2 separate regions of the Homo sapiens genome follow, and region 2 is linked to region 1. Evidence: read pairs that join two places in POLR2A ChIA-PET (ENCODE). Cell type or tissue: OCI-LY7. All regions are shown on one strand. Region 1 overlaps NUMB (NUMB endocytic adaptor protein). Region 2 overlaps NUMB (NUMB endocytic adaptor protein).

The links. Peaks named below come from ENCODE experiments on the same cell type or tissue, not always from the same donor. Only the 100,000 strongest peaks of a DNase experiment are listed, where the experiment ranks them.
Region 2: POLR2A ChIA-PET joins it to region 1 with 5 read pairs; 16 of 35 experiments call an interaction of 5 or more read pairs at or near these places.

What each region holds. Positions count from the first base shown.
Region 1 is chr14:73,448,101-73,453,100 of GRCh38, reverse strand. The region is part of intron 1 of NUMB (NUMB endocytic adaptor protein); the gene reads left to right. Among named protein-coding and RNA genes, the nearest start is that of NUMB, 7.9 kb to the left of the region's middle. RefSeq lists an enhancer at 840-899. In OCI-LY7, no CTCF peak of the experiment used is centred here; no DNase peak of the experiment used is centred here; H3K4me3 peaks cover 1,065 bases; H3K27ac peaks cover 1,014 bases.
Region 2 is chr14:73,300,485-73,305,484 of GRCh38, reverse strand. The region is part of intron 6 of NUMB (NUMB endocytic adaptor protein); the gene reads left to right. Among named protein-coding and RNA genes, the nearest start is that of PAPLN-AS1, 57 kb to the right of the region's middle. In OCI-LY7, no CTCF peak of the experiment used is centred here; a DNase peak (open chromatin) is centred at 1,984; H3K4me3 peaks cover 1,160 bases; H3K27ac peaks cover 1,887 bases.

The DNA of each region.
Region 1 (5,000 bases):
GAAATCTTGAGGCAAAAGGAGGATTGAAATGAAGGGAGAATAAGGAGAATACTGACGTGCTTAAGGGAGGAGTCTGGAGGATCTACAGGAAGTGTATCTAGAGGAATGAGTGGTTCTTGGCAGTTTTCCTGGAGTGACATATGTAAAGGAGGATGATTCTATTTGCAACATTCTCCTATGGACTTATTTTTCATTCTCTGCAGTTTCTGCTGCTTGTTATTACTCTTCCTTTGTTTTCTTCCCCTCAAGAAAGCATGTCAGAAGACAAGTAAGTAGACTGAGAAGTGGTAGTCCTAGAGGATGAGAGCCTTGGAAGGACCATGTGGATTTAGAAGAAGGCTCTTCTTATCTCTGCTTCTGCAGCTCTTGGGAGGTCCCCAGCAACCTTAACTAGACCAACCTTTCCCACTTGTCCTCTCCAGTGGAGTATGGGATTAGGAAGAGACCCCCAGTCATCTTAAATGCATTAACCAAGGAGTTGCTATATTAGTAATTAACGTTCAGTGACTTCCCCCTCTCTACCCACGAAAACCCTGTTTCTCCCCACTTGTTTGCTGATAAGTTACGTTCCTTTTTTTTGAGACGGTGTCTTGCTCTTTTGACGTGGAGGGAGTATGCAGTGGCATGATCTCGGCTCACTGCAGCCTCAACATTCTGGGCTCAGGTGATCCTTCTGCCTCAGCCTCTCCAGTTGCTGGGACTACAGGCTGCCCAGTTTTGTTTTGTTTTGTTTTGTTTTTGAGACAGAGTTTCGTTCTCGTTGCCCAGGCTGGAGTACAATGGCACAATTTTAGCTCACCGCAACCTCCACTTCCTGGGTTCAGGTGATTCTCCTGCCTCATCCTCCCTAGTAGCTGGGATTACAGGTGTGCACTACCACACCCCGCTAATTTTTGCATTTTTAGTAGAGATGAGGTTTCACCATTTTGGTCAGGCTGGTCTTGAACTCCTGGTCTCAGGTGATCCATCCACCCTGGCCTCCCAAAGTTCTGGGATTCCAGGCGTGAGCCACCACGCCTGGCCAGTTTTTTTTTTGGGGGGTAGAGACAGGGTCTTGTTAAACTCCTAAACTCAGGCAGTCCTCCCAAAGTGTTGGGATTACAGGCATGAGCTACCGTGCTCAGGCTATCTTACGTTCTTTTAACCAAGATCAAAGTCTTCAATTACCTGAGTAGGACAGCAAAATCTTAATTATGGTAACTTGATTATATTAAGGTGAATTATAGTTAATTTGGAACATTTCTAGTTTAATTAGGGAAGAAGAGGGAAAAACTGTAGAATACTGCTTAGCTCTGAATAAAGGCAAAGCTGGGGCAACCAGGGACACAGAAATCAGCTAAATTTGTAACTTTATTTAAGATTGGCCTTGGTTACCTTTGACTTTGGAAAAGTAATAGTGATACTTTCGTCTAGTCACTTGTGCATATGTACATCTCAGGTACATTTTGATTTTATCATGTAGATAATTTGTGAAGGTTTATTTACTTAATTTATTTTATTTAAAGATGCCCAGGCTGGAGTGCAGTGGCACAATCTCGGCTCACTGAAATCTCCACCTCCCAGGTTCAAGCAATTGTCCTGCGTCAGGCTACCGAGTAGCTGGGACTACAGGGGCATGCCACTATGCCTGGCTAATTTTTGTTGTAGGTTTTTTTTTTTTTTTTTTAGACGGTGTCTCCTCTGTTGCCCAGGCTGGAGTGCAGTGGCTCAATCTTGGCTCACTGCAACCTCCGCCTTGTGGGTTCAAGTAATTCTCCTGCTTTAGCCTCCCGAATAGCTGGGACTACAGGCACACGCCACCACACCTGGCTAGTTTTTTGTATTTTTAGTAGAGATGGGGTTTCACCATATTGGCCAGGCTGGTATTGAACTCCTGACCTCGTGATCTGCCTGCCTCAGCCTCCCGAAGTGTAGATTTGTTTTTTGTTTTTTTTTTTTTTTTTTTTTGAGACAGAGTCCTGCTCTGTCGCCCAGGATAGAGTGCAATGGTGCAATCTTGGCTTACTGCAACCTCCGCCTCCTGGGTTCAAGCAATTCTCCTGCCTCAGCCTCTCAAGTAGCTGGGATTACAGGTGCCAACTAGCATGCCCAGCTAACTTTTTTGTATTTTTAGTAGAGACGGGATTTCACCGTGTTGCTCAGGCTAGTCTTGAACTCCTGGCCTCAAGTGATCCTCCTGCCTCGGCCTCCCAAAGTGCTGGGATTACAGGCGTGAGTCACTGCGTTTGGTTTATTTACTTAATTTCTTTTAATATAAGCGACTTTGTTATAAGAAGTTTTAACTCCCAGTATTCTGTTTTGTTTTTTTTTTTAAGATGGGGTCTCGCTCTGTCTTCCAGGCTGGAGTGCTGTGGCACGATCTCGGCTCACTGCAACCTCCGCCTATCAGGTTCAAGCGATTATCCTGCCTTCCGAGTAGCTGGGATTACAGGCGTGTGCCACCACGCCCGGCTAATTTTTGTATTTTTAGTAGAAACAGGGTTCCGCCATATTGGCCAGGCTGATCTCAAACTCCTGACCTCAAGTAATCCACCTGCCTTGGCCTCCCAAAGTGTTGGGATTACAGGCGTGAGCCACTGCGCCCAGCCTAGCTCCCAGTATTCTTTAATCAAGATAAAACTTTTTTTTCCTCCAAACTAGTATCTCACAGAACCATAGAATAGCCTGCTGATGACAGAAATATATTTGTGACTGCCATGTTATGAAATTGAAAGAGCATCATTTATGTCCAGAGGCAGCATGACAGAATGGACAAAATTCATTATAATTGTGTGACCATGATTTTGAATCTTGACTTTATCGTTAATTTACTAATTGAGCAGTTTATTAAACTTCTTTTAGATTCAGTTTCGTCATCCATAAAATGGAGCTTATGCTATCCTCCACATCAGGGTGATGGTGAGAATTAAATGAAAAGCATTTTGTGTAGTGTATAGCATTTTGCCCATAGTGGGCACTTAACAAATTGTAATTGTTAATTATTAATAATTATCACATTAGATCTATTATAGACTTCTCTTTTAGGATGGGCTAATATTCCAGATACTGTTATTGTAAGCATTGTGGCAGCTAGGAAAACCAGAGTCGACTTTAAAACATTACAGGTATTTTAAGGCTGGGCGCGGTGGCTCACATCTGTAATCCCAGCACTTTGGGAGGCCAAAGTGGGCGGATCACCTGAGGTCAGGAGTTCGAGACCAGCCTGGCCAACATGGCGAAAGCCCGTGTCTACTAAAAATACAAAAATTAGCTGGGAGTAGTGGTGCATGCCTGTAATCCCAGCTACTCAGGAGGCTGAGGCAGGAGAATTGCTTGAACTTGGGAGGCAGAGGTTGCAGTGAGCCGAGCCACTGCACTCCAGCCTGGGCGACAGAGTGTGACTCTGTATCAAAAAACAAACACCAAAACATTACATATATTTTAAACATTTACTACTTCAGTTTGTTTTTGTGGTTGGTTTATTTTGGTGTATTAGACTGAAACATGGGGTAAATGAAGCTAATATTTTGTTGTGTGGTCACAGGCTGTTTATCTATCATATTATAGTCAGCCCTTATCTGTGTATTCTGCATCCTTGGATTCAACCAGCAGTTGATAGAAAATATTTGGAAAGAAAACCCAATAAAAAATAAAACAATACAAATAATACGAATAAATACAGTATAAGTATTTACATAGCTTTTACATTGTATTAGGTATTATATTAATAAGTAATCTAGAGATTATATAACATATATGGGAGAATGTGTGCAGGTTATATGCAAATACAGGTATCAGTGGGGGATTGATTCCAGGACCCCAATATACCAAAATCCATAGATGCACAGGTCACTTATATAAGATGGTGTAGTATTTACATATAACCTGCACACATTCTCCCGTATACTTTGAATTATTTCTCTAGATTAATTATAATACTTAATATTAGGTTGGTGCAAAAGTAATTACAGCTTTTGCCATTAAAAGTAATAGCAAAAACACAATTACTTTTACACCAACCTAATATGATATAAATGTTATGTACATAGTTATACTGTATTGTTTAGGGTATAATGACAAGAAAGAAAAGTAGGTACATGTTCATTACAACCATCCATTTTTTTTTCCGAATATATTTGATGCAAGATTGGTTGAATCCTCCTGTGTGGGACCCATGGATACAGAGGACCGACTGTACTATGCCATTATACATAAGGAACTGGGATATCTGCAGATTTTGGTATCCATGGGGTCCTGGATCGAGTCCCCCTCAGATACCAAGATGTGACTGTACCTGGTCCTCTTCCAAATACATGTGAGTTTTTGACAACAGTGGAAACCATTAATCCTACTACTAGAAAAAAACAATTGAGCATTATATTATTTACTGATTTTGTTATTAAAATCATTGCTTTTATTGAATTATTTTATTTACTGATATTGTTAATGATTTTAAATTAGTTCTAAATGCCAGTTAGAACCAGCTTATTTTTCCCTGGAGTTAATATATTTATCTTCGCAATTCAAGTAGAAATAGTTTTTATTTCAGAATTTAAGCCCTGTATCTTCCTTAGATAAGGATTTGGTCAAATGAAAGAAAAATCTGTATTTGTAGAAAGCTGTTAAAATCTGGCCTGGTGTGGTGGCTCATGCCTTTAATCCCAGCACTTTGGGAGCCAAGGAGGGAGAATTGCTGGAGCCTAGGGTTTTGATAAAAGCCTGGGCAACGTAGCAAGACCCTATCTCTATTATAAATTAAAAAAAATAAAGCTGTTAAAAGCTATATTATTTATTGTCTCTGATGAAAGGTGTACAATTTCCATCACATTCATGATGTAATAGACTTCAAATCTCATCAGTGAACATAATTTTGAATTATTATTTTAAAGAGTTGATTCATTCTTGTTTTTGAAAATTATCTAGCATTGGTGGTATGAAGGAAAGATATTTCCTGTAGTAGCCAAGTAAGTCTTCCTTAACTCTTGCAAGGAAAGCAGTCCCAAATACTATATTGAAAATAT
Region 2 (5,000 bases), 150 kb after region 1:
GTGATCTTGGGGATCATAGAATTTTAGAGTTGGATGGCACCTTAAAATAGGTAGGATATAAATACATTTGTCAGAAAAAAAAAAGAAAATGAATTCGGGGACACAGTTCCAACAGGTCTAATATTTCAGTATAATGAATTATCTTTCCAAGAAGATTCAATTAATTATAGAGATTGTGATTGTATCAGATGTCGCAAACTATGGCCCACTACTGTATTTGTTTTTGTAAATAACATGTTATTGGAACACAGTCATGCCCATTTGTGTACATATTGTTATGGCTGCTTTTGTGCAATGATAGAGTTGAGTAGTTGCAATAGAGATCATATGTCCTGAAAAGCCTAAAATATTTTGTTGTCTGGTCCTTCACAAAAAACGGTTGCTAATCCCTAATTTCAACAATTTAAAAACTCATTTCGGCCAGGCGCGGTAGCTCACACCTGTAATCCCAGCATTTTGGGAGGCTGAGGTGGGCGGATCACCTGAGGTCAGCAGTTCAAGACCAGCCTGGCCAACATGGTGAAACCCCTTCTCTATTAAAAATACAAAAATTAGCCATAGCTGGGCGTGGTGGCAGGCACCTGTAATCCCAGCCATTTGAGAGGCTGAGGCAGGAGAATCGCTTGAACGCAGGAGGTGGAGGTTGCAATGAGCCGAGATCGCACCACCGCACTCCAAGCATGGGCGACAGAGCAAGACTCTGCCTCAAAAAAAACAAAACAAAACTCATTCCTCCAACTCCAACTCATTTCTCCTAAGGATAACATTAATTATACTGATGAAATAAAAGAGCAGTGTAAGAATCTTTCCACCTACCATGTATATCACCAACTTGTCATTTTCATCCTTTTTCAATTTATTTTTAAAAAGTGGTTTCAGCTGGGCATAGTGGCTCACATCTGTAATCCTAATACTTTGGGAGGCTGAGGTGGGAGGATCACTTGAAGCCAGAACTTGAGACCAGCCTGGGCAACATAGCAAGACCATCTCTATAAAAATAAAAAAGTAGCCAGGTGTGGTGGTACTTACTTGTGGTCTCCCAGCTACTCAGGAGGCTGAGGTGGGTAGATGACTTGAGCCCAGGAGTTTGAGGCTGCAGTGAGCTGTGATCACACCACTGTGCTCCAGCCTGGGTGTCAGAATAAGACCCTGTCTCTAATGAAAAAAGAAAGAAAGAAAGAAAGAAACAGTGGTTTCTACTTAAAGAAACAAAGCCTGGAGATAGGTAGATAGCAATTGGTTATTTCAGTTGCCTTTTACTGTACGTAGCTTTTATATTTAGGAGAAAGTCATCTTACAGTGTGCTGAGCTTGTTACTATTTCTGTGCCATTTTCCATTTTATGTTCCTTCACCAATTTTTTTCGTGTTAAGATTACCTGTGCATTTCTCTTCTGGTACAAGTTTCCTGATTTAGTAATTTGTAATAGATCCACTGTATGTTGCTATTTTCTTCAGTGTCAGAACCTGCTTAGTTGCTATATTGGTTTATATCTACCCATAATAAAAGGTTTTAAGGAAGATAATAATTTTAAAATACTAAGCTGGATATTTATAGTGTAGAGTAATTACTTGAGAAAGTTATACTTTCATTTTTCACTTTTGGTTAGCTTGATCCTTCTGCTCAGATTTCACCAATTTAAATTCCAAGTTACTAAAGTTCTGTCCATGTTAGATCGGTTTTCTTTGAAAAAAAAAGGATTTTTGTCTTTATTGTGAAACTTTTTCATGATACATTTGTCAGTGTGAATTCTACCTATAACTGAAATTATTATTAAAGTAGAAAGTGTTAGAGCAGCGATGATAAAATAATTCTGAATGTCTGAACATCTGTGTTGCCACTTCCACATTTTTATTAGTTCCTGAAGCATGTTTTTTTTTTGTTTTGTTTTGTTTTGTTTTTGAGATGGAGTCTCGCTCTGTCACCCAGACTGGAGTGCAGTAGTGTGATCTTGCTTGGCTCACTGCAACCTCTGCCTCCTGGGTCCAAGCAATTCTCCTGCCACAGCCTCCAGAGCAGCTGGGACTACAGGCGCATGTCACCACGCCCGGCTGATTTTTGTGTTTTTAGTAGAGACGGGGTTTCACCATGTTGGCCAGGATGGTCTCAAACTCCTGACCTCAGGTGATCCACTGGCCCTGGCCTCCCAAAGTGCTGGGATTACAGGCATGAGCCACCATGCCTGGCCAGCATGTTGTCTTTTTAAAGAGGTGTTTGTGCCACTAAGATGTATGTAAATTCTTTTTTTTCTTTGTTTCTTTCTTTTTTGAGATGGAGTCTCACTCTGTTGCCCAGGCTGGAGTGCAATGGTGCGATCTCAGCTCACTGCAACCTCCACCTCCCGGGTTCAAGGGAGTCTCCTGTCTCACCCTCCCAAGTAGCTGGGATTACAGGCACCTGCTACCACACCCGGCTAATTTTTATATTTTTAGTAGAGATGGGGTTTCGCCATGTTCGTGAGGTTGGTCTCGAACTCCTGACGTCAGGTGATCCACCCTCCTCGGCTTCCTCCCAAAGTGCTGGGATTATAGGCTTGAGCCACTGTGCCCGGCCTGTATGTAAATTCTACATTTGATATTTAATGTAGTTTTTTTTCAGTCCTTTGATTAGTTAACTGCGGCCTGATGGCCTAGGGTACTGGTTTCAAGTAGACAGTTTTAGGGCAGACAGTCTTCTCTCAGCCATGTTTATCTTCTTTTCTTAAAAGTGCTCAGAAATCTTAGTTTATATGGTCAGAATGAAAGACTCAAGTTTACAAATAATATGGAAGTATTGGCCAGGCGCAGTGGCTCATGCCTGTAATCCCAGCACTTTGAGAGGCTAAAGTGGGCGGATCACCTGAGGTCAGGAGTTCGAGACCAGCCTGGCCAACATGGCGAAACCTCATCTCTACCAAAAAAAATACAAAAAAATTAGCTGGGTGTGGGGCCATGCACCCATAATCCCAGCTACTCGGGAAGCTGAGGCATGAGAATCACTTGAGCCCAGGAGACAGAGGTTGCAGTGAGACTAAATTGCTCCACTGCACTCCAGCCTGGGCGACAGAGTAAGACTCGTCTCAAAAAAAAAAAAAAAAAAAAGAAATGTGGAAGTATTGCAACTATAGAATTTGTGAGAGGAAGGCTGGGCTTAATTTCAGCTATAGGCATCTCTAATCATTAATATTTCAGTACCTGACTTAAATAACTATAATGTGGCAAACTATAATGATGTACAAGAACCCACACCCAGAAGTATGAACAAATACAAGAATTCGTATTATCTGTTTTCTTCCCCTCTTCAGAGAGATCAGAGGCCATGAAATATGACAAATATGATTCCTTACTGATACATTAGTACAATACTATAAAATTATTAAGGCCTATCTCAAAAAGCACAATTTTTTTTATTTTTTTTTATTTTTGAGATGGAGTCTCGCTGTGTCACCCAGGCAGGAGTGCAGTGGCGTGATCTCAGCTCACTGCAACCTCTGCCTCCCAGGTTCAAGCAATTCTCCTGCCTCAGCCTCCTGAGTAGCTGGAATTACAGGCACGTGCCCCCACACCTGGCTAATTTTTTGTATTTTTTAGTAGATATGGGGTTTCAGCATGTTGGCCAGGCTGGTTTCGAACTCCTGGCCTCAAGCGATCCACCTGCCTTGGCCTCCCAAAGTATTGGGATTACAGACATGAGCCACCACACCCGGCCACACATGTTTTTATAACCATATAATTGGGATGTGTGTGGTGATTTACACCTGTAATCCCAGCACTTTGGGAAGCCAAAGCAGGAGGATCGCTTGAGCCTAGGAGTTCAAGGCTGCAGTGAATTATGATTATGTCACTGTGCTCCAGCCTAGGCAGCAGGGCAAGACCCTGTCTCTACAAAAAATTGTTTAAAAATTAGCTGGGTATGGTAGTGCACGCCTGTAGTCCCAGCTACTGGGGAGGCTGAAGTGGGAGAATTACTGGAGCCCAGGAGTTCAAGGCTGCAGTGAGCTGTCCTGTGCCACTTGTATGGCAGCCTGGGCAACAAGGCAAGACCCTGTCTCCAAACAAACAAGCATATAATTGGGCCAAGAAAATGTTACATTTCCCTGAATATTGTAAGGAGACTAACTGGAGAACAGTCCCATTCTAAACTGACCTTTTATTTTTCCCTTCTTCAGTCTTCCAACCTTGAAGTAGTCCTATCTGTTGCCTCAGATACTGAACACTGCAGGCTACAATTATACAATGAGCAGATTGATTAAACTGCAAATTTAAATATCTTAGGATTGTCAGTGCCATTTGGCAATGTTGTATATCACTGGTCAGCTGTCTCCTGTTTCCTACAACAGATATTTAGCGTATTTTTTCTTTCAACAAATATTTCTTGAACTGCTACTCTGTTCCAGATGTTGTTCAAGTTCCAGGGATACAGCAGTGAATGATAGATGGAAGAAACCTTGCCCTCATGGAGCTTACCTTCCAGCAAAATACTAAATGTTACATGAGGGTTGGTTAAATATGAGCAGTTACTGTTGCTGGTGAATGACTCTTCTACCAATTTGCCTGGAACAGCCCTATTATAACACCCATTTATCAGTTTTAATAGTCATCTCTCCTTTTTTTTATTGTACTTTAAGTTCTAGAACAATGAGAACACTTGGACACAGGTAGGGGGACATCACACACCGAGGCCTGTTGTGGGGTGAGGGGAGGGGGGAGGAATAGCATTAGGAGATATACCTAATGTAAATGACGAGTCATCTCTTTCATTTTCAAAGGGTTCCCAGTTTGTAGAGTAAATTATATGACCGTCCTTGTTCTAAACCTTTCGTATACATTAATTCGTTTAATCTTCACAGTAACCCTATGAGGTATATGAGATTATTAACATCATTATACAGATGTAGAAAGTGAAGCATAGAGAAGTTAAATTAACCTGCCTTTGATCATACTAGGAGTAACTTGCAGAACCAGAATTCAAATCCAAACAACAGCTTGGTTCCTAGTCACCGTACTAGACTGCCTCCATACT